Regions from separate parts of the Mus musculus genome. Here regions 2 and 3 are each linked to region 1. A link is a loop called in an ENCODE intact Hi-C map of the cell type or tissue named here. Cell type or tissue: left cerebral cortex. All regions are shown on one strand. Region 1 overlaps Gm32620 (a long non-coding RNA gene). Region 2 overlaps AW121686 (a long non-coding RNA gene). Region 3 has its middle 5.1 kb from the start of Tcf20.

What was found. Peaks named below come from ENCODE experiments on the same cell type or tissue, not always from the same donor. Only the 100,000 strongest peaks of a DNase experiment are listed, where the experiment ranks them.
Region 2: it touches region 1 in a loop (3.0-fold over the local background); 7 of 42 quality-filtered maps call a loop at or near these places.
Region 3: a loop joins it to region 1, with 2.5 times the contacts of the local background. A loop is called at or near these places in 20 of 42 quality-filtered maps.

Annotation. Positions count from the first base shown.
Region 1 is chr15:83,033,999-83,041,998 of GRCm38, reverse strand. Gm32620 (a long non-coding RNA gene) reads right to left here. Exons shown (of 3, transcript XR_384275.3): 2 at 7,647-7,740; 3 at 3,409-4,276. Among named protein-coding and RNA genes, the nearest start is that of Nfam1, 4.6 kb to the right of the region's middle. In left cerebral cortex, a CTCF peak has its summit at 4,086 (motif pointing right); DNase peaks (open chromatin) are centred at 4,091, 4,737, 5,682, 7,183 and 1 more place; H3K4me3 peaks cover 447 bases; H3K27ac peaks cover 902 bases.
Region 2 is chr15:82,983,871-82,991,870 of GRCm38, reverse strand. It overlaps AW121686 (a long non-coding RNA gene), which reads right to left. Exons shown (of 2, transcript XR_384274.3): 2 at 4,073-5,148. It also overlaps a transcript of Tcf20 not described here. Among named protein-coding and RNA genes, the nearest start is that of AW121686, 6.7 kb to the right of the region's middle. In left cerebral cortex, CTCF peaks have their summits at 2,623 and 4,026; DNase peaks (open chromatin) are centred at 3,924 and 4,469; H3K4me3 peaks cover 1,549 bases; H3K27ac peaks cover 298 bases.
Region 3 is chr15:82,913,203-82,921,202 of GRCm38, reverse strand. It overlaps a transcript of Tcf20 not described here. Among named protein-coding and RNA genes, the nearest start is that of Tcf20, 5.1 kb to the right of the region's middle. In left cerebral cortex, CTCF peaks have their summits at 3,016 (motif pointing left) and 3,532; DNase peaks (open chromatin) are centred at 3,074, 3,547 and 3,864; H3K4me3 peaks cover 664 bases; H3K27ac peaks cover 1,040 bases.

The DNA.
Region 1 (8,000 bases):
GATGTGATTCCTTTTGGCCTCAAGTGTTAGTTCTCTCCTTCCTGACTCCCGCCCAGCCGGCTGGTTTTGGCCAGCTAGGGCATATTTTGGGAAAACTGACTTGGGAACGCATTTAACTTGGCATTTGGAGTATTCCATAGGACTCGAAGTTACCTCTGTGTACAGTTCAGTTATTCTGCTGTCTGTCTAAGGGGACACATGGCTTCCAGAACATTCCCACTGAGGCATGAAGGGAAGTAGAATGAACCAACGGCCGGGATGGAAAGGATTTAAATTTCTTGCTGGTTTGGCATGAAGTGCTGACATCAACAAAGCTAACAGAACAGGCTCCCGCAGGGAGGTTTCAAAGCAACGTGGGGTGTAAGTGGGATCCATCCAAAGAATTTTAAGATTAGCGCTCATTCAGAAAACCCGCCACGCCACAAAGCCAGAGTGTGTGCTGCTCCTACACGAGATAAGCTGGACCCCAAAGCTAAAACCCTTTCCATGGACTATGGCATGGCAAAGGGCTGCAGACGCAGAGCAGTTCATAGGATGCTCGGCGAGCCTGCGGGAAGCCCTGGGTTTGATCCCAGACATTGTATGAACCAGGTATGCCCCGCACACGCCTGTAATCTCAGCACTCAGAAAACAGAGACAGGAGGATCAGAAGTTGAAGGTCATCTTGGCCACACGGTGAGTTTGAAGCCAGGATACATGTGACCCTGTTTCTTGGTTTGGGGGTTGTCGTGTTTTGCTTTTAAAGTGGCCAGGGGTGGTGATGTACGTAGTAAAGCCCTGTCTCAAAAAAGGGGTGAGGGGCGCTTTACAAAATTCTTGTAACACGAAGAGGGGTTAAGAGTATAAGATGGGGTTGTGTCACACAGATGGTCACCTGTCCCTTGTCTGAATTGCTTTATGTTCATGGTGTCATCACCTTTTAAACTTTGTAAAGTGAATTCTATTCCTGTTAGAATGGAATGGCAAGTCAATATTTATTGTAAGGGCCTATAGTCGTATTTTGTTTCCCTTTTTTCTTTTCTTTTCTTTTTTTTTTTTTCTTTTTCTTTTTTTTTTCAAGACAGGGATTCTCTGGGTAACCCTGGCTGTCCTGGAACTTTCCCTGTAGTCCTGGCTGGCCTTGAACTCAGAGATCCACCTGCCTCTGGAGTGCTGGAATTAAAGAAATGTGCACTGCACTTATTCTCTGGCTGAGCCGTCTGCTCAGGCTGCCTAGCCTGTGAGCTTCTGGGCGGCTCTCCTGTCTCTGTCTTCCTTCTCCCTGTCGATTACCAATGAACACCGCAGCACCAGGCTTTTCTAGGGCTGAGCTCAGGTTGTCAGGTTTTAATCCTGCCATCTCCAAGCCATCTCCCCAGCTGGATAATGGTTGTTTGGTTGCTTGCTTTTCTGAATCAAAGCAATAACTGTCAATCTCAGTATGCAGGGGGTTGTTTTAAGGCTGAGAGGAAGGGAAGGGAGGGGCTCTTTCAACACAACCCTTCTCCCAAGGGCTACCCTGACCAGTTCTCTAAAGGGTAGGACAGGCCCTGCCAAGTGGGAAGCACACATCAGACAGCCTCTTGGGCTGCCACCAAAGGCCACCCATGTCCGCAGAGGAAGGAGGGCTTCAAGGCACTGGAGGTCTCTACAGCTACTTGGCTGCAGCTCAAGCTCAGGGGGGAGGGGCAGTGAAAGCACTCCAGGGAGACTGTGTGACCCAGCATGAGAGAGACCCCAGCCAGATAGCAGTGAGTGCAAGCGGGGCTGTTCTTGGTAGGGAAGGGGAGGTTTAAGGGTTCAGGGTGTCCTGGAAAGATGAAGGAGGGGAGCCAGGACCCCCTTATCCTATCTGTGGCAAGAATGGAGACCTTGCTTGGTGTACTGGGAAGAAGGCTTTAAGATCCAAGGAAAAGCCCCACCTATCCAGGGCAAAGGCATAAAGGGTCACAGAGGCCTCCTCTCACTAATATGGGGAAGCTGACTGGAGGGGCAGGCCACAGGCAGCTCCTCTTTCCACTGACCCTGCCCTCTGCCTGTGACTCACACACACACACACACACATACACACATAGGGTAGGCATGCTACCAGAGGCCAAAACATCTATGAGAGGGTGAGAGAAGAATCAGAAGTAGGGTCTTAGCTCTTTCTGGGGTGCACATGTGTGCACACACACACACAAATATAAGTAAATACATTTAAAGAAGAAAAAAAGAAACAGACTCTGGCTGCAGACAGCAACAGTAACAGCTTCTCTTGCCCCTGTTCACGCTTAGATCCTAGGAAGAAGGCAATTTTCATCAGAGGATGCTCAAGGGAAGAAATATGCCTTCAGCCCTAGCCTTTTAAGAACACACACACACATACACACACACATACACACACACACACACAAACACACGTCTGGCTGGCCTTAAACTCGCTCTGTCCTCCTGCCTCTGTCTCCTGAGTTCTGGTGTTACAGGTGTGTACCCCCATATCTGGTACCCTAGAAACTTTTTGAAGAGCCTTAGTCATGCCTTGACCTTGGCCTGGGGACGACGCCATGGTTCGGACCTTGTTTGAGCTGTTTCCTGCTGGGTTCCTAGGGAGTTTCGACTTAGGTGAGCAGGTGTTAGGCTCTGCCCTCCCTGGCAGGCAGCCAGAACAATACCTACCTAGGATAGTACCCCACATTGAGTGACCCAGAATTCCCTGAGGGTCACTGAAGGAATCCCTGAAAACAGTTGGGCCTACATTCTTTGCTGGCTTTGGATTTGAGGTTTCTGAGGGTGAGACAGATGTGTAGGTTAGACACACTCTCTGCAGCCCTGGGAGAGAGGCTGCCCCAGCCATAGGGAAAAGGAAAAAGGGAAGTGGAGAGGAGGGGAGGGTAGCAGAGGAGACAGAACTTTCCTAAGGAATGAGGCTAAGTCCGGGGACAGTCCTAAGAGACCTCCTGTAGCTGCCCAGCTTCCTGAACTCCACCCCTTGCAATAACCTTCAGCTGCCCTGGCAGGTGGAGGAAGTTCCTGCATGGCCTCCCTTTCCTGTCCCACCTCTTGTTCCCGAAAACTCCCCTGCCACCTTCCCATCCTACAGCCCTTCATCAGACAGCATAGACCACTCAGGTCTGTAGCCTTCATGTCTTCTTGAGGAATCCTTGTTAGAAGCAACTCCTCAGTGCCCTCCCATCTAGGGACCGGAAACAAGGAACCAGCTGCCTGCAGAAGAGACAGGGAGGGGGGCCCATGTGGCCTAAGTGGGTCTTGAACTCTTTTTTCTTTGTTTAATTCCCCCACTCCCACCCCAGACACGTCTTTCTCTGTTCCAGCCCTGGCTTTCCTGGAATTCGATTTGTAGATCAGGCTGGCCTCAAACTCATGGAGATGCACCTGCCTCTGCCTCTGGGATTAAAGGCATATACCACCACCACCACCACCACCACCACCACAGGCCTTGAACTCTTGATCCTCCTGTCTCCACCTCTCAAGTACTGGGCTCACAGGTGTGCAGCCAGCTAACACTTGTCTCTGTTATGACTTATTTTTGTCAAGTGATTTCACCTCTGTCTCTTTAAATCTTTCACCAAACAGCTTCAAGGTGGGATACACACACACACACACACACACACACACACACACACACACACACACATCTTGTGCCCACAAGTCCCACAGAACCAGAGTGCTGTGGGTGACAAAGCATGAATTTGCCTCAGGGGAGGCTAATTGTTTCCTTAATTGGCTGAGACTGCCCCTGGAAAGTCCCCAGTTGTGCCTGCAGAAGATGGGAGGGGTTTGCCTGGCGGCCAGTAAGCAGCTGGGAAGGAGGCTCTAGAAAAGACTAGAAAGTGCTTCCAGCAGAAGCAGCTGTCTGGAAGAAGTGAATTGTTCTCCTGCCCCCAGGAAGGGCTGAAGTGCCTCCAAGAGGCACGCTGGGGCCCTGCTCTCGGTTCCACAGTCTTCCTGGCACATTGTGTACTGCCTGACCCTGACCTCTATTCTACTACTCCACCCTGCTGCCATTCATGTCTGGGTCTAACTTGGCAAGGTGTTGGCCTCTGAATGGCCCAGGTTCCTTAGAGCGCCAAGGGACACGGGAGTCTCCTTTGAGGGCATTCCCACGCCAGCCACCAGGTGGCGCCATCAGCACAGAACAGTTCTGGGGCTGTCCATCATGGTCAGAAGAGAAATCCCAAGGTAGAAGACTCAGTAGGTTGACAGCTACTCCTCGGGACCTCCAGCAATTAGCTTCCTGGGTGGTGCTTGTTTCTTCCAGTGACAAAGCCATCCAAAGAGCCCCACAGGGTGCATGCTGTTACATGGAAGAAATGTTGAAAATGGGAGTTACCTTTGTCTTTCATTATTTCTCCACATGTTACGTGTATGTATTTAACATGCGAACCCTAGGTGCTTGTCCTAGACTGTCTGTTACCACCTCCAAACAAGTCATTTGTTCTATTTTTCTTACTATATGAGAGTTAGGATAGGTGTTTTGGTGGGAAAACCAGGGGGACTGCAGGATGCAAGAACACACAGGGGCCAAAGAGCCAGGAGCCCAAGTTCCTATCTGCCTTCGTCCTTGCGGTGGAACTTGAGTTCAGTTTTCTAATCTGTAAATTAGGGGCAATGATAACTCCTCCCACACAATGTTTCTGTGAGAATGGAAGTAGCACGTAGATGAAAAGCCTTTAAAACTAGGTCTCAAATGGAAGGAACAGCCAAAGATATAGGGCAGCCTGAACCGAGGTGAGATTTGGAGATGGGCCAGCCTGGGCTTCTTGCCAGGGCAGAAACCTCCCATCAGCATGCAGGGTGATGGGCTCCAGATGGGTTTGCCTGCCTCCAATGGCGGAGTTCATTCCCTCCTAGGTAAGGAGGTGGCTCACCGAGGGTCGGCTCGGGATTGTATGGTTTATCCTGGGGTCACGGTCAGCTCTCTTGCCCTGTTTTGGTGAGGATCTGATCAAATGATCAAACGCATCGGCCCGGTGCCTGCAGGTCAGCTACACAGGGTGGGAGAGCATCCTTCCCAAATGTGAGCCCAGTGTCCCCAGGATGGGAACTTTCCATTGCCACTGTTGGACGCGTGAGGTACAGGACAGAGGAGTGTACCTCTGACACCCTAGACACCCTGACACCCTGAACAGAGTGGTCAGAGCAGAGTGGCCACTCTCAGCCCGGATCTCCTTGCTGATAGGTCTCTCTGGGAGCTGGAGTCTTGGGAAGGAAGAGGTGACATGAAGCTGGGTCAGGGGTCTGATCCTCTCGTCCTAGTACCTCTGTGTCTGCAAGAGAAACCTCCAAGCCCAGGCCAGGCAGCAGTGGCTGGGTCCAAGCTCCCTTTCTGGGGCACTCTGAGGGGAAAAGATTGACTTTGGGGGCTGGAGAGATGGCTCAGTGGTTAAGAGCACTGACCGCTCTTCCGAAGGTCCTGAGTTCAAATCCCAGCAAGCACATGGTGGCTCACAACCATCCGTAATGCGATCTGATGCTTTCTTCTGGGGTCTCTGAAGACAGCTGTAGTGTACTTACATATAATAAGAAAATAAATTTAAAAAAAAAAAAAAAGGACTGACTTTGGTTTCTTCTCTTCTCTGCCTGGCAACAAGAAACATTGGTGGAAGTAAACTTAGCATGGAGACTTGTCTTGTTATCGAAGTTTTAGTCTAAGTCTACGGAAGCCCCACCCCCCTTCCCAGGGACTGCAAGGGACCACGTGCTTCCAGGTTCCCCTCTCTACTTCCTCCTTTAGGGCTGTTCACAAAGCCGTCCACCCGAGCCAGCCAAGCCTTCCTCCTTCCCTGGCGTCCCCTTGCTCTGTGTGCTGTCTGTCCCTTAGGTATTCAGTCTGAGCAGAGGTTCTCAACCTATGAGCCCCTGTTGGGGCTGCCGAATGACCTTTACACAGGGGTCACCTAAGGCCTTGAGAAAAACACAGAAAGTTACATTGAGATTCAGAACAGTAGCAAAATTAAAGTTACAAAGTAGCCACGAACGTAACTATTTGGTTGGGGGTGGCGGGCCAAGATTAGAGAATGAGGATGGCTGAGAACTGCTGCGCTAGGATAGTGGTTAGAAATCACTTTGTCTTCTCTGTGCCTCAGTTTCTGCACCTATTAAATGGAAGGAATTTCAGATACCAGCACATAGGGTTGCCATGCCCATTAAGTTGGAGGTGAAGAGTGTTTGGCCCCAGCGGCTAGGCTGGACCACACAGTCATACTGAGTTGTCCTGGGTTATCTTTGTTCCCTTTAGACATGGCTCCTCAAGATGGGCTCTTGCTCTTCTGTATCTGTTAGGAAGGCTGGTGCTGTGGGCAGAGGATGTGCCCAGCGAGATATAAAGGGTAGATGGGGGGTAAGCGGGTGCCTAGTGAGACCCACGCCACGGCTGACATGTGCTGGCCCCAGGAATCTCATCTACAAAGTCAAGCTCAGAGGCCCAGCCCAGAGCTGTGAAGTCTCTGTTCTTTCCTGTCCTCCTCCTACCTTCGAACCTTGCTACTACTTATTCAGGGCTCCTGCCTGGGGCACAGGACAGGAAAAAAAAAACAAAAAAAAAAAAAAAAAAACAGCAAATGGAATGGAGCCCAGGTGGTCTACAGCTCAAAGCACTGGGTGACAGGTGCTGGAGAGTCACGGAGACCTTTAGGTTTCTGAATGCGCCTTGGTTTGATGTCCATTGGGTTGTCACCTGGGTCAGAGGGGCTCTGCTTCTCAGGTCTGTCCCTGCCTCTTCCCAGTAGCTCAGGATCCCCACGGTGATGCAGCCCCTCAGCCCCCTCCCCTCCTTTGCTGTGTTCTCATCAGCCCCACCCAGAGCCCAGGCAGTGCTTGGCCTCTGAGCAACTTCCTGCACCAGCATGAAGTCTTGTAGAGTTGAAGACCTGTGCAGGGGGTAGGACAGTGAGTGGCTTGCTAGGTGTTCAGCAGGGTCCCGTAAGGCCCCGCTGCCTGCAGCTTAGGTGCAGGTATGCTGTCAGGGACTGACGTTTATCTGCACGGGATGCACAGCAGTACCAAGCACAGGCAGGGAGGAGCAGCTAGCTGGCACCTGGGCAGGCATGGGGACAGCACCAGTGTTGGGGAAGCCAGGATCTGTGTTTCAGGCAGCCTGGCACTCAGGCATCTCCTGGTGCCAAGTCATGAGGAGACTCACGGAGGCGCAGCCCGATGCCTTTAAAATGCTCCCTCTGTGCACCGAGGCATTAACATGACGTCTATCACCATGGCACCGGAGTGCTTAGACAATCTGCTCCCCGCAGGAGCTGGGGAGCGGCGTGAAGCAGATTATCCATGCTTCGCTGTGACACTTGTGATCATGTATCACCTTGATGGATCAACAGCCAATACCGCCTGGGTCCCAGCCCGCCCCTTCGCGCTGCCTCTTCTCCTGTTCATACACATCTTCCTCTGCGGGTGGGTGGCCTATGGCTGCTTGCCTCTGCACACCAGTCTCAGGGTTCTTGCTCCCAAACACCCTGCAGCTTTCACTGTTAACTGTGCAGAGGCCAAGGGGAAGGGATTTAGGCAAGGTACTGACAGAAGCCCCCATGGTGATATGAAAGGGTGGGGGAGGGGGGGAACATCAGCCACGTGCCCAGCCTCCACCACACTGGCACAAGTGGCAAAGAAAATCCAGGTAAAAATCTATCTGTCCTTCTCATTTATGCCCCACAGACCTGCCGGGATCATGAGCTAGCTGCTTCACCTCTTCATGCTGAAGTCTCTCACTGGTGTGGTGGGGCTACTCAGGGCTCTCTTGGGTTCACGGCTCTAATGAGAAAAGTCGAGACTCAGCAGGTCTGGCCCTCAACTTCTTTCCTGCTGCTTTTCTCCCCTTGTCCTCTCAGCCCCTACCTTTCAGGTCACAAAACAGACACGGGGCTCCAGGACCTTAGGAGTTCTCCCTAGAGTCTGCAGAGGATGGCCCCTCCCCCCCTCATAGGAAGCCATCACTGTCCCAGTACTGAGACCTCTAGCGCCATGGGGGCTTCGAGAGCAGAGCTGATAAGGAAGGAGGCAGTCAGGGGCCT
Region 2 (8,000 bases), 50 kb after region 1:
TGTGTCAAAGGTCAAAGTGAGGAAATGGAAGGGGAGGGGGCTGTCAAGGAGGCACTGTCCAGGCCAAGCTAGTGTAGCCCTGAGACTGCATTACTATTCCACACTGCAGGCACAAGCTGTCCTAACTTCTTTCTAGATTTAGGACCATAGAGACCTTTAGGGTATTCCTCCCTATACCATCCTGCTTTAGGGAACTCCTGGTGAGTATATGATTTCTTTATATAAGAATGTCCTAGCCAGGCAGTGGTGTCGCACGCCTTTAATCCCAGCACTTGGAAGGCAGAGGCAGGCAGATTTCTGTAGGCCAGCCTGGTCTACAAAGTGAGTTCCAGGACAACCAGGGCTACACAGAGAAACCCTGTCTCAAACAAACAAACAAACAAACACAAGACAAAGAATGTTCTAGAGTTATCCAGTAATGATACTTACACAGCCTTGTATTGTATGCTGAAGACCTCTGAACTGTACACTTGGAGAGAATAAAGCTTTTGGAGAGGGACTAGGACTTCAATACAGGGACACAAATCCAAACCACCCCTCTGTTTAGACACATTCTGTGTGTGTCTCTTGTCTATCACCCGCAGGACAGAGTTTGTCCGAGCATGTAAGGTGAGTGCACACACTCTTCCCTTGAAGCCGATGTTGCCCTTCTCCACTCCAGCCTGGCCTGTCCCTCCTCTTCTGTCCTTCCTCAGAAGGGCCTCTCTCAAACTCAACGCTGGCACAGGAAGTTCCTTCTACCTCATAGTCAAATGTCTTCTGAACTCCCATCTCATGGCAAGCACCGATCCCATATTACCAACGAAGAAACTGAGGCTACAAGAGAAAACAAGTCGTACAAGACAGTCTACCTATTGGGTGTTGCAGCTAAGTATCTAACCCCAGCATGAGTCTCAACCCATGATCTGGACCACTCTGCTGAGGGGCCCTCTGTACCCTCCCAAGATGTCTCCCCTGGGGGCCTGTGATGTTGCTTACACAACAGATGGGATTAAGTCTCTTGAGACGCAGGGATTTTGAGAGTCACAAATGTCTTTATGAGAATGATACATGGGCTGATTATAGGCTCAGGAAGAGGCAAAGTGGAGTGGGAGAGTGGGTTTGAAGATGGAGGGAGGGATCAGGGCCAGGGAAGGTGAATCTCAAAGGTGAAAAGAGTGACGGATGAAAGGGGTTCTCCTTAAAACCTGGTCAGGAGGTGTATGGCTGTGCACTCGGTTTCTTTGCGTTGATAATGCTTTGGATTTTCCCCACACTGTAAAAGAACGTGTGCTCTTTAAGCCTTGTTTGTGGAATTGGTAATAACAGCCACAGAAAGCAAACGTGCTTTCCCTTCTGGCTGGGGCTCATTGAGTCTTCTCACCCGGTAGCTGATGGCTTCCTGCCCTCTGCTGCCTAGAGATGTTCCTAGGCTCCAACTCTGGCTCTGGAGCCCATCTCTGCCACAGACACTGCTCACTCTGACCTTGGGCTTCTTCTCCTCCCTAATTCACTAGAGGCTTAAAGACAGGTACCATCTCTGGAACATGATGGAGAAGGAAATGGAGAGGTGGCGAGGAACAGTTAAATGGCCAAGTTCCCCTGGGGTGGGGGAGGAAAAGGCACTTGAGAAAGGAAGGCACTCCTGCTGAAGAAGCCTCTGGACATCAGCACCCATCTGAGATCCCAGAGAGTTGGACCTCCCTGGAGGGAGGGCTCTGCTTTAGGGAACCCTAAGAGCAAATTCCAGACCAATAAGAGCAAATAAATGAGGGGTGATTACTGACAATGGGAGAGGGGACACAGTGGGGTGCCTCCAAATAGCGTCTCTTCCAGTATGGTTTAAGTGCTTTATAGGTCATTAACTACTTGACAGAGAGAGCCTGACACTTAAAGCAACGAATTTGGCGCCTCTGCCAGGGAAAATCAATCAGAAATGAAGACGGAGCATCAGCAGCCTTAAAGATATACCGGGCAGGCAAACGGGATTCGATTTGCACATAATTTTAAAGGCCTCTCCATTGTGTAAATCGAGGCACACTGGTATTTGAGGTCATTTATAAATCTGAAACTAGAGTTTAGAAATACTTAGCCTTCTCCTTGGCGAATTTTCCCCCTCATCCTTAATGAAATATTTCAAAGACATGGAAATGTACAGAGACAAGCATAAACATTTAGGCTCACTGTGTCAAATAAGCATTTCAGCTACGGTGGAAGCATCTACATCTAGAATATACCACTTGTTTTTCTTCCTGCCTTGTTGGCTCCATCTTCTCAGGGAGACCTAAGCCGACCACCCATCCCTGCCCAAGACATCATCCCCACCTCTGAAACAGGAGTGCAATTACAGCCTCTTTAATTAACTTGGCGATTAATCACCAGCTGCTTGTGAAATAGCTTTCATTGTCCTTGTCCATCTCTGGATGGGGTGGGGGTGGGAAGGAGGCAGTCAGGGTGTGTGTGGGAGGATGGGACAGTGGGGCCCTGCTCAGAGCACCACGCTGGACATGGTTGGTTGGAAGGTCTACCTGCGAACTCCTAGCATTTAGAGGGCTGCCTCTCTTCTGGACTCTGGGTAGGCAGTGGCCACCAGGGGCCAGGATCAGAAATGAGCTGGAGGAGGTTAAGCCCCAAGAGAGCAGTGGGCAGCTGGGAAGGGAGTCTGTCCCCAGCAGCCTCAGGGCTTCTGCGCTTACTGTTCACAGATCCAAAGGAGCCTGTGGGTTGAAAAATATAAATGAGCCTGGTTTGGAAATTGGGTCTTCACGGATTTAATTGACCTAGGATAAGGTTACACTGGATTAGGGTGGGCCCTAAATCTACCAACTGGTGTTCTTATAAGAAGGGCACGTGAAGTCACGGACACAAGAACTCATTCATCAGGCACCAAGCCAGCCTTCCTCAGTCCCGACTCTGGATACACACTATATAGGAAACAGGTTTCCCCGGAGCATTTTTCTGGTTCATTAACCCACTACGATCCAACTCTATGAGCAGCGCCTCCTACACACTCCTTTATCAGGCAAGCCCTTTCTCAATCTCTTCTTAGAAACTACTCTTCAATCAAAAAGACCTCTCAGGGTTTCTCCAAGGACATCCCAACCAAAGATCGGTATCTAGGATCATGTCACTTGCTCGTGGTTTGATCATTCTTGTGGCTCTCCCTGGGTACACACGTGCTATGCCCAAACAGTCAGAGATTGACACTGTGACCTGTGTTAAGCAGGTGGGTTTCCATGAAGGGAGAGGCTCAACAGTCACTGCGATCTTAGCACGGAGACAGGAGGGGTTTCATTTCGGCGCTGCGAAACGCCGTGCTAGGGACAGCACATTCACTGAAATAACTTATATTGCGACCCTCTTCTTGCTTTAGTCTAACACTGGACACGTGAGAAGCAGGTTCTGATACCCCACAGGGCATTGCTGTTTACAAAGCTGGAGCCTACATATTAAGCCTATATGTAACCACAATCAGGCCGGTGGTTCCTCCAATCTCTGTACCTCTGTTTCTCCTTAGGACTGTTGCCAGCGTTAAATATAGCTCCAAGACCCCACGTGCACCATTTCTATTAATATAATCCACAAATGTTTTTGATACACCTACTATAAGGCAGGCACTGGGGCTACACTACTAAGCGGTCGAAACCCCGAGTCCTGACCTCATGGAGGTGGAGAAGGACAAAGAAATGTAGTTATCATTCGAGGTGGGATTAAACATTACGATGGGGAGCACGGTGTTAGAGAGTAAAAGGCTGCAGAGTTCAGGAGGAACCCACAGAGCAGCGGCCGCCTCAGGGGGAAAAAAAAGGCAAAGAATAAAATCTACACACCACCACCACCACCACCACCACCTCTGAGTCTTCTTCGTCTCAGCCAATTAGGCATCAGCATCGCGAGTGGGCTGACCAATCCTGAGCTGGAACAGGAGCCTTGGTCGCAGGCCACGGTTTCCTAGCGGAGGGAGGCCAGGGCAGAGACACTTCGCTTTGCCCGCCCAGGCCACGCCCTCTCTCCGCCCAGGGCCACGCCCCCGCAGCCAGCTGCGTTTGCCCGGAGCCCGCAGCTAGCGGCCGTTGGGGATGAATATTGTTCTAAAGGAAAAAAAAAAAAAGAACAAAACAACTAAAAAAACGGAGAAGGGGGTTAGGGGCAAACACCACGTGGCTGCAGGAGGATTACAAGATTTCCTTTCCTTTCTCTACTGACAAGATTGCAAAATGTGTGTGAACCAGAAGGCACAGCCAGGACGGGAGCGTGAGGAACTGTAGTAGGCAAGGTAGGCACTGGGATGAGACACTGGGTGAACCTTGAGGGCATCGCTCATGTGCTGGGTTGTGTAGACCCGGAGACTGCTGAAGCTGTGTAGACGCAAGCGACCCGAGGACCCCCGAGGCGGTGTAGATGAGCGCAGGTGGTGCGGAGGAGGCGCCCGGGAGATCTGAAACGGGGACAGACTGATCCCCAAGGCTGAGGTCCGCAGTGGCTGGAGAGTGTGTGGAGGTGCGCGCGGTCCTGGGACTCGGGGGACCTCCAGGTAGCCGGGAGCAAGCGAGGCTGTGGACGCGAGTTGATGGTTGGTAGTGTTGCAGAGCCACGGGAAGCTGTAGACGCTTCTGGAAAGTTTGCTGGAGTGCGTTGAGTAACTCCCGGAGGGGAAAGGGGCAGCTCGCACACACGAAGACCCCGCGGCGTCCCCAGAATCTTAGGTTCTTGGTTATGGCGACTTGTGCGGGTGGGAGCTCCAAGCCTCGGGTTCAGCAGCCCCCTTTTCCCCCGGGTAGTAAGATGAGGCAGGAGACCTTGATTCCGCTAATCTGCTCTTTGGTGCAATTGGCTGCATTTGAAGTGTCCCCGTCTCTCCAGTGAGGAATCTGAGAAAGAGGGTAACTTGGTGTCCCACTCTAGGAATCAGAAGACAGGACTAACACCATGCGTTCTGGCTGCTTTTCTCAGCTTCAGTGAGGAGGTTTGGGTGTGGGTGTGGGTTGGGGGAGTATAGGGCAGTATAGATGAGACAGAGGGATGGGGGTTGTGTTGTTTTGGGACTTCTGGATTTGCTTGTCATTGCCCCCGTGGCTCCAGGTGTCCATGTATCTTGGAGGCGGGAGCTCAAGGCAGAGCTCTGGCAGGGGACGCTAGTGTCTCTTATTCTTCCCAAAGGTGTGAAGCCTGGGGCAGAGCCAGTGGGACAGGGGATTAGTGACACTCTTCTATAAGGAAAAAAAGGCGCTTTGACTGGGCGGGTGTGGGGGTAGGATGGGGGTGGGGGGAGGAGGGCAGAGAAGAGCCTGCTGGTGAAGAGATACAGACATGTCTAGGGTGATTCTTGGGTGAGTCCCAGGCTCATTTTCTATCACGTTCTGTACCCTTGGTCCCTGTGGGACCTTTGCATGTATTGTTTATTCTTTCTTTAAAAAAGATTTATCGTCAGATGTGGTGGCATATGTCTTTAACATCATCATTCAGAAGACAGAGGCAGGTAGATCTCTGTGAATTTTGAGTCCAGCCTGGTCTACCTGGTGAGTTCTGGGACAGTCAGGGCTACATAGAGAGATCATATAGTATTTTACTTTGTGTGTATGTGTGTACATGCGTGGGGGCATGTGTGTGTGTGCGCGCGTGTGCATGTGCGTGTGTGTGCGTGTGCATGTGCTGGAGCATCAGTACCACTGTCCTTATTGGGAGATCAGAGGTCTACTTGCCGAGTTAGTGCTCTCCTTCTACCTTGTAGGCCCTGGGATTGAACTCAAGTCCTTGGGCTTGGCTGCAAGCACTTTTACCTGCTGAGCCATCCTCACAGCCCCTATTTATTCTGTTGATTGATACAAAACAGAACATCTGCTGCAGCTAGGCATGGGCAGTGGAGCAGTGACCAAGACAGAGCTAGTCACATTCCTCACAGGGATTCCAGACCAGTGCAGGGACACAGGTGACAAGCAATACACGGCCAGGAAGGAGAGGCAGCTTGGGTGGGCATCAAAGAGAGCCTGTCTGTAAGGGCTGACCGGAAGAGGTGGTCGATAATGCGCCTCATCTCCTGGGTCCCAGGGCCATTGTCACAACTTTCAGGAAGGCTTCCTTGCTCTTCCTGACTTCTTGATAGTTCATATATCACATATATCATATATATGTGATAGTTCATCTATATATGTGTATGTATGTATGTATATATATGAGAGAGTCCCATATCTGGCATGATGCTTTGTATGGACAACACGGTAAATGATGTCTGTCCATGTCATTAAGCAGGAGCTCAAAGATGGCAGCTTTCTGCTGGCCGGATGAGAGGCAAAGGGCCTGGTGGCCAGGTAGACCTTCCCAAAGAAAATGAGCTGTTCAGCCTGGCAGGTGTGCAGGGATTTTTCTTTCTTTTCTCCTTTCCCCTGGCTGGAGGCCTGGGCTCCACCACTTCAGGCCACGCTCATAGAAATGAATTAAAAGAAGCCAGCAGGCCTAGAGGGAGAAGCAGGCAGAGTGCTCATAGCAACACTAAAGCGGTGTGTGTGGGGGGGGCGGGGGGGGGGGACGGGACGGGACCACAGGGCCTCATCAGGGAAGGCGCAGGAAGGAGAGCACCTGTCCTAGCCCTAGGCTCAGACCCCCCCCACCCTCCCCTGCTCCCACTTTTTTGTTTGTTTGTTTTTGTTTTCAAGTCAGGGTTTTTCTATGTAGCCCTGGCTGTCCTGTTTTGTTTGTTTGTTTGTTTTGCTTTTATTTTCCTGGCTGTCCTGGAACTCACCTCTGTAGACCAGGCTGACCTCGAACTTAGAGATCCTCAGGCCCCTGTCTCGAAAGAGCTGGGATTAAAGATGTGTGCCACCCACAGGACTGCTCCTATTTCTTGCATGAAGTTTCCTTTAGCACTACTCTGAGGGAACGTAGAGAGCGAGGGACCCCGGATGGCTAGATTACAGGGCCACCATAACTATATCCACTTCCTGTCCTGTGGACAGGACCCTGAACAGCTTCCCTTAGCCAGAGTCAGACCCCTAAATAGAGCTGCATACATGGAGTCAGATCACAGACTCTTGGCTGGAACGCTGGAATCCCGCTTAGAAGAACTGGCTGTAATTTGATTTTTCATGGCTTCTACGCCCGGCAGACCTGTTCTCCTGGCACCTTCCCCCGTGGCAGGTTGTCGGATTCTTGCAGATGTTGGATGAAGCTCTTATGGAATCTCCCTCCAACCCACCCCACTTCAGGGGTTTGAGCAGGCCCATGGCTAGAGAGCCTGTCTACATACTTTATTCAGGCTCTGGCCTGGACAGAATCAAAGCTGCCTCCCACCTACCCACCGGCCCAGCCAGCCCTCCTGCCTGGATTAGCTTTAAAAAAAATTAATTTGCAGTGATTTACTTCCTTCTGTTCTGTGGGGATCACCAGCATTTTAAACGTGTATTTAAATCACATTCCCTGCTCCCAGCTAAACCTCAACTGCCTCCTCCTGCCCAGCACTGCATTCAAAATCAGAAGTTCAGGCCAAGTTCTGTTAACGAGGAGCTGTGTAACCCTGGGCAAATGACTTAACCTCTCTCTGCTGCTCCATTGGTTCTTGTAGGCACAGAGGTTAATGGCAATCCCCTCCCCACCCCTTCACAGGCTGTTGTGAGGATTAAATTAGATAGCATTCAGGAAGAGCTACTTCAGTGGCAGACCTGTGGTTTCTTTTCCTCAGTATTGTCTGTCCCCTTAATTATCTGGGTGGCCTTGGGGCAGGTCACTCATCCTCCGTTTCCACCTCTGCAAAACGTAGGGGCTGTTATAGACGAGCATAGAACCTTCTACCCTTGCCCCCCCCCCCCCCCCCGAGCCCAGACTGGCTTCCTTCTGCCTTCTGCCAGCTACTGTCCCCTCGGCCACCCCTTTGGCTTGTCATCTGAGGGCTCTGGTTTAATTGGAGTTGAGTCCCTCCACAGCTGCCTGTCTGTGGAAGTCCCTGGGCTGTGGCCCTGAGGGGCCTGCAGTTCCTGGCTCATTTTCAGAGGCAATTAGTTGTGATGTCACGGGCCCGGGAGGTGGCC
Region 3 (8,000 bases), 120 kb after region 1:
AGCCTCGGCAGCCCCCCCTCCTGCTCCTGGAGTCTTTAGTCTTCGGCACAGTCTGGTAATTAAAAACCTTCAAGGGGGACTTTATTGAGTTAGCATTAGTTATTTTGTCAGGCTGGGAGAGCGAGAGAATTATCTGTCCTCCGGGAGAGGGGGCTGGGCGGAGGCCGTGGGCTGAGATTGGCAGGTGCCTGCTTTTGAGCACGCTGTGCTGGGGCTAGACAGTTACATGGTTGCACTGCACTGCGGGTGACAGGAGGGGCAGGAGGGGAGCAGGTAGCAGGGCCCTTCTCTACCCAGAGGCTTACCTTGCCACATGTGCCCACTGTTCAGGCCCTTCCTGCTCCTAGATTTAAAAAACAAAACCAATCAAACAAGCTCCCTTCAGAGCCAAGATGGCTTCCGACTCTGACTCTCGTGGGGATGGGGTAGGAGACTTTTTTTTCTCTTCGGGCTGGGAGGTATGGGCTAGACCTCTTGTTTCTACAGGCCAGGATTTCAGTCTAGGGTTGGTCAGAGAGCTGGTTTGAGGTGCCCCTGACCTCTTTGTCCACTTCTTTCCATAGCTGGCATATAACCTTTTACAACCAGGTAAGGTCCATGTGGGATATGTAGCTTTGATCTTGGGCCAGCCCCTCACCTATCTGCCTTCAGATTCTCACTTGTGAATATAGGGCAGCAATCTCTCCCTCTCCAAGGCTGTCAGGATCAATAAATGAAATCGAGTATGTGGTCTCTTGTTCAGGACAGGCCCAGTTTTCATTCCCCTGGAGAGGTACAGTTCCTGGGAAGGAACCAACATTTGTCCCTTCTGCAGGTTTTTCACTTTGTGACTAGTCACTCTGACTCCACATTTCAGATGAACTGAGGCTTGGAGCAGTAAAGTGTTTGTTGAGTCAGCCAGGAGTAAGTAGGAGGTTGGTTCAGATATGGGTCTTTCCTTTGACCCAGGGGCCAGAGGGACATAAACCATGGAATCTTCCGGGAAGACCACTAAGGAAGATTAAGAGCTGTCTGCCTGCTGCGGTCCTTGGGCCTGACCAGGAAGTTAATCGCTTGGAGATTGGGCCCCTCTTCTGTTTAGGCTATGTCCTGCCACTGCCTTGTTCTCCTGCTTTGCTCCATAGCTAGGCCTGGATCCCTGCCCCTCTCCCCTTGCTCTCCCTATAAGTCTCACACCCTACCATTCCTTTTGAGAAGTACCTGGCTAAGAGGATGTGAGATCTGGAGCCAAGACTGAAAGTGAAGGGATGAGTTAACCCTGTGTCTGTGACGTCCACAGTCACACAGAGTAGGGCTCTCGTGGCACTGGACCTGCCATGGCCAGAGATGCAGAAGGGATCGGCCTGGATGTAGGAGGCCCGAGAATCTCACGTGAGCCTTGTTTTCTCCCGTGTCTCCTGTGCGGTGCTTTGAAACTTGAATGCGTCTCTTGACCCTCTAGGTCCCTGTCTAAGCCTTCCTCCTTGGAAACATCGTGGGACTTGCTGTTCATTGCCTGTGGTCCTATTGCCCACTTGGTTACAGCTGACAGGCTGGGATGTCCCCTCCTAGAAGGCAGGGATGAGCACTAGTTGTGTCATTGGTCTCAAAGTGTCTGCTGGGAGCCAGCTAAGTCCCATCTCTGCTTCAGATTCCTGGAGTCCAAAGCAGGAAGACCCCAGGACAAGAGAAGGGAGAGAGGTCCTTATATGCATCTTTGGTTACCACCAGAGCCTTGGGTAGGGCTGGCACGAACGCACAGGTCTGGACCTGGAAGTCTGAACCTGGAAACCATATGATATTCCCTCCTGCTATCTGTGGCACCAGGATGGACTCCTTGGGAACTGGGGCCATTTACCTAGACCTTGTGAAGTTATGGCCGTTCGGCATGTGAGAGGGGCCTGTGCTTGAGTCTGTTTCTAAGCCTCAGCTTTCTTTTCTGAGAAATGGAGAAAAGGCTTTTGGCTTTCATGTGTTCATGAGACATATGTATGGTAGCATGTGAGAGGTGCCAGACAAAACTTAAGGGCCCTTAGGGTGGGGGGTCAACTGCTATCCTTCAGCTGGGCCTTTGCTGGACGTTGGGGAGGAGCCTCGGAGCTGGGGCTTGTCCTGCAGGTCAGCTTTTGTCCTAAACTCCAGTTCTGATCCGTACTGGGAAGGAACTGAGTTGAGCCCCCAGTCCCTCAAGCAGCCTCGCCGCTGGCTTCTTGTGAACTGGCCCACATTCCTGTGTTCTTACAGGCTCTGTCTCTGACTCCTAGTGCTGGGCCAGAGTTGCAATCAGGTTCAAGAGGCTCCTCCATCCAGTGGACCCAGGGCCCCACCTTCATTTGGCCTGGACCAGGCTGTGGGAAGCAGGGGCTGATTCAGATGACTTGGCTCTGTGGATGTCCCGAGTCTGCTGACACCTGCCCAGCCCTTCCCTGTATCCCATTCGGCTGCTTGCCACAGTGGATTCTCCAGGGGCTGCCCGTGGGCAGCCAGACCCTTTGCCTGACTGGACGGATCTTAAAGGTCACTTCATGGGGGGGAAGGAAATGGAGTCACAGAGCTTGCTGAAGAGGAGAGCCTGGATTCAAGTTCTGGTGGCCTGAAGGCTGATCTGATTGGGACACTTAGCTGTCTTGTGTGTTTCCTTGTTTGTAAATGGATATCCTGAAGTTACATCCCATGGTTGATTTGAGATTTAAACACCTGAAGATGTGGCTTTTCCTAGCAGTGCTCTGGGTGGGTAGAAGCCCTACCTAGTGTCCCCAGGACTGCTGGGATGCTGAGCCCCACTTTGGACCAGGAACTCTTTACAGACAGGCCAGTGTCTCAGATCTCAGAGAGGACATTCAGTGGTCAGTGCTTCCTTAAAACCAGTCATCGGGGACAGGAGAGTGTTTCTTTTCCTTAAGGACAGTTCAGGGGCTACAAGCCTTCTGCTCCAGTTCTCTCCAGTTCCCTCCAGTTCTCTCCTTCCTCAGCTTCTGACATTACCAGTTACACTGTAGTTTTGGAGTAAGCAAAGACCAGCAGTCAGCCATGGCTTCCATAGACCCAGCCTGCCCCCTCCAGGTCTAGGTTAGCCCCATAGCTGAGCACAGACTTCCATCGCCAGAGTCTCCACTGCCACCCACGCTTTTATATTTCAAGCAGATGAAAGATTTGTATTCCTTTTTGTATGTGTGCTTTTTTTTGTGGCCAGGATTAGCTGATCCCTGGATGCCCATTTGTCAAAGTATTGCTGTGTTGAGAGGACATCAGGGAACTATACTGTGTGCCTTCTTGGGGGCTCTAAGCTTCCTAAAGGTGCAGGTTCTGGGGCAGGAGGCCAGGGGTCAGTACTAAGGGGAGAAGCAGTATTGGGGGCAAACTATCCCACAGGCAGGAGCCATCAGTACTCTAATTTGATTCTAAACCTTGGGTAGGCTTTAGCCCATGGTTCTTGTTTGGCCAGAGTGGTTCCCATGGAGGGCTGGGGTCTGGCGCTACTTCCCCCAGGCTCCTGATCCCATGGCCAGGCCTGCTCCCCTACCAGCAGCCAGCAGTGCAGGGGGCGCATGCGTGCGGCGGGAGTGAGCCGGCTGTGGAGAATTAATATTCCTGGAACATCGCCCCGGCCGCCTGCACACGCCGAGGAGAATATTACGGCGATTAGCGGTGGGAGTTCGGCCTGCACGCAATATCTGGATGGAGAATTCGGTGTGATTAATCTGGCGCTAAGTAGCAGCCTCCGGGGTCCGCGGGGCTCTGGCATGTTTGGAATGAGAAAAGAGCTCTGGAGCGCAGAGATTCTTTGGGGGGCTTTTTAGGGGTCTGCCAGGGTAGCAGCTGTGCCCAGGGAAGGCTGCAGGCTCTTGATGGCCCCGGGTGAGCAGAACACCCCATGTTTGCGGCTCTTGGCAGACTGCCAGCCCGCAGAAGTGTGCCATTCAAATTTGCAGCCCACCGACATCCTAGCCTTTTTTCTTAATATTATGTTCCGGGTCACAAATCCTGGGTTGCAGCTTTCCTGCGTACTTCATGCCCCCCTTCCTGGCTTCTGTTACTTTATCTGTAAAATAGGGTGCATGCATTCTTTTAAGAACTGTTCCTTTCGCATTTCATGGAGGAGCAAACTGGCAGTGAGCATTTCTTCAGGAGTGGTGGTGTGCTACCCAGTGTTGGGGATCACCATGAATAGCACTACAGAAAACCTGATTGTAACAGCCATCCATTCTTCTGCTGGCAATGACAGAAATGTTGCAGGAACCTTGGGAGAGTGTACTGATTATTTTATAGATCATGATCTATGGCCTCATCTGTAAAATGGGTATAAAGTAATTATCTCCCAAGTCAGGACATTGATTCCTGTTTTATGAGCTTCATTCCCGACAGTTTTATAGTCTAATTTTGAGCAGGGTTAAAGCTGGAGGGGTGTGGGTCAAGAGAAAGTCAGCTAGCCTCAGTGAGTGTCTTCCCTGTCCCCAGTGCTCGATTTAGAGACAAGGAAAGTAGAGAAGCAATATCTGTCCAAAGCTAAGCTGAATCTTTGGTGTTGAGGGTCAGTCTTCAGAGCCAGCCAGACCTGTGTTGACCACCAACAAGACTTCCTTTCTCTGAGCCTCAGTTTTCTTGTTTGGAAAATGGAACAGTCCTGCCGGCCTTTTGGGATGGGACAGCACAGTGAGTCTGGAACAGAGTAAGTGTTCAGCTCTTAGAAAGAGAGGTCTGGGAGCCCCAGTGCATAAAGTTGGCCCACGTCCTCTTTGCTCAGGGAACTACTTGCCAGGAGCTCCTGTGGTGGCAGAACTCAGATGCTATGCTTGTTCATTCAATTGCTTCAAGCCCCTTGGACCGAACATTTCTAAATCCTTTTTGTTGTTGTTGTTACTGAGACTGGAGAACTCCACACAACTCATCATTCTGTCCAGAAAGTGGATACTGGATCAATTGTCTTCATTCTCCTTTTCCCATGCAAGCGATGTAATGGCCTTTGAAAGGGGCTTGGTTTGTGGTTTCCCAGCAGTAGAGTGGTCTGTGGTCTTGAGCAGCTCAATTTGAAGCCAGGCTTTTCAGGAGGACCAATTGTAGTGAGCTCTAAAGCATCTGTGTACAGCGCAGAGCTCTGTGGGCTTGGCTCTGCGTTCACTGTTGACATCTCAGTGTCTGGAGCAGCAGGAGCTCAAATAAGCAGTACTTGAATGATTGCATGCATGCATGCATGTGTGATCTGATGGATGGGTGCATGCGTGTGTGATGTGATGTGATGGAAGGGCATGCACATAACCAGATGGGATGGGTGGGAGCACACCTCTGATGGTTTGGACAGGTGCAAGCATGCATGTGTGCATATATGATAGGATGGATGGAATAGGTAGGTGCATACATGGGTGCGTGCATGCATAATGGTTTAGACTGGTACTTGCATGCATGATGGAACGAATAGGTGGGTACATGTGTGTAATGGGGTGGATAAGTATATGGACACCTGATATAGGATAGATGCATAAAGGATGGGGCAGTTGGGTAGTGCATGCATGCATAGTGCCTCAGACTGGTACATGCATGCGTTACGGGCTTGATGGGCAAACATGTGTGATGGGATAGAGACATATGTGGATGGATGTATGATGGGATAGCTAGGTGCATGAAGAGAGGATGGGTAGATGGGTGCACACATGCAGAATGGGTGTATGCATTACAGCAGGGGATGGATGCATGTTCTCAGGAGAAGCAGGAGGGTGAATTGGTTAAAAACACTAGCTCTGCAATCAGCTTGGAGTCAAATTCTGGCTCTGTTCTTTATTAACTGTGAGTTGGAGTAATGTAGTTCAGACCTCTGGGCCTCAAGTTGCTCATCTGTAAAACAGTTGGACAAGATGATTTTAGCGTCCCTCTCAAGGCAGTTCTTGTTTCTGTGATGTTGACCTTGATCATCAACAGGATGCCCAGGATGGAAACTTGGTGCTCTCCGAATCAGCCACTGTATTTCCCCAACAGAATGCAAAGCTCCAGAATGAATGTGGTTGGGTCTGGCCACCCAAGTGTGCCTGAGAGCTGTGATCTTAGCAATCAGCTTTGCCTTTGATCGGGTGGCCCCACCATGTCCATACATTTGCTCCCACCTCCTTTCCTGGACAGGGTGTCCTGACCCAGCTTGCACCCCCCTCCTCCCCTCCCCCCACTTTCCAGAAGCCTTTCCTTGTGTTCAGTCCATCTTTCTCCCTTCTAAGTCCCTTCTCTGTGCTTCTGCTTATGCTTGTGACCTCACGCATGCTGAGTGCTGGAGGAGTTATGAATTGTACTTCTCCACGCTTTGGAGACTACAGGGACTCTGCGTTTATTGCACATCTACTTAGTGCTAGCCATGTGTCTATAGACATTTTGTTTATATTTCTTATCAGAAATCAGAGTCTCAGGAAAGCAGAAGGCTACCCAGCTTCAGCAAAGGGAAAGCAAGGGGTGGTACAGTTCTGTGGGAGGCCAGTCTGTTCCTCTGGTGACCACGCCCTTTCCACTGCCCCGATGTAGACGTGCCTTCTTGGCCCTGATCAGATAGTCACTAAGGCAGCTAACCTTGATCTGGCTCCAGCTAAGCCTGCACCCTTCTGAGTATTTTGCATCCCTTATCTCATGCCATCTTGAAACCTTAAAAGGGAAGCTCTGGTCTTCCTCCCATTTTACAGGTGGAGCCTGTGTGGCAGAGAGAAATGAAGTAACACTTGCCTTAGATCTCACAGGAAGGAAGTAGAAAAGCCAAGGTTTAAAGCCAGACAGTCTAATGTAGGTGCCTGCCAAGTTGAATTAGAATTCTTCAATCCATGATTTCAGCTGTCCTTGCCTAGGTTCCTCAGTGTATCTTCTCCCCTTCCCTTCCCTTCCCTTCCCTCCCCTCCCCTCCCCTCCCCTCCCCTCCCCTCCCCTCCCCTCCCCTCCCCTCCCCTCCCCTCCCCTCCCCTCCCCTTTTCTTTTCTTTTCTTTTCTTTTCTTTTCTTTTCTTTTTTTGAGACAGGGTCTCACTACGTAGCCATGGCTGGTCTAGAACTCCGTACGTAGACCAGGCTGGCCTCAAACTCACAGAGATCTACCTACCTGCCTCTGCCTCTAGAGTGCTGGGATTAAAGTTGTGGGCCAGCGTGTGTTTCTTAAGTGTTCACTGTTTGCAGGCACTTTGACCGTACTCAGAGCACAAGACTGACCTGTGTCCTTGGCTAAAGGTAAAGTCCCATTGGGGTAGAACGGGTAGGTGAACAGTCCAGGAGGTCAGCCCTTACTGAGACCCTCCAGTGGACACTGCTCTTACAGTTCCTATCTTCACATAGGATGAAATGGACTCAGAGGAGCCAACCAGCTTGTCTGTTCTCACAGTGAGTTGGGGATGCTGAGATAGGAACACAAGCAGTCTGCCTCCAAGCCTCCGTCCCTGCTTCTAGCTGCCTTCCAGGGTACAGTGCAGGAAAACAGGGGGAAGCAGTGTCTGGGTAACAAAGGGCTGGCAGTGGAGAGAGTGGGTGTTCCAGGCAGAGAGAGCAGCAAATACAAAGGGCCAGAGGCAGAAAGGCCTAATCAATAACTGTGCACTAAGTGTCTGTGCTGACCCTTGCAAACACCTTTCCTGAGTGGCGGCTGGCTTATCTGGAAGTGTACTGAATAGAAAGCCTGCTGTGGACGCTACACCAAATCAGGTCTTAGAGACAGGCCGTGCATGCCCTTGCGTAGGGAAGGGTTGGTACAAAGAGCACAGTGGCCACACTGGTGAACACAGCAGGCACACTGGTTCCAGGATTCGAGAAATGTCAGGAGGAATGGAAATAGTTTTTAGATGTTAAGAAGAAGGTAATTGGGGCTTGGGACCTGACACTCAGTAGGCTGTCACCAAACATCATCAAAGAAGCTCAGATGCCTATGTGTGCCGAGAGTACCCAGCAGGCATCCCAGATGTCCTGTGGCACAGGGTATGGAGCTGTTCTGGAGTTGGTGGACCGGGCCTGCAGGGTTCTATTGGGGCTACTGCCAAAAAGGAGCAGAAGTAGACATTTGGACAGTGGAGG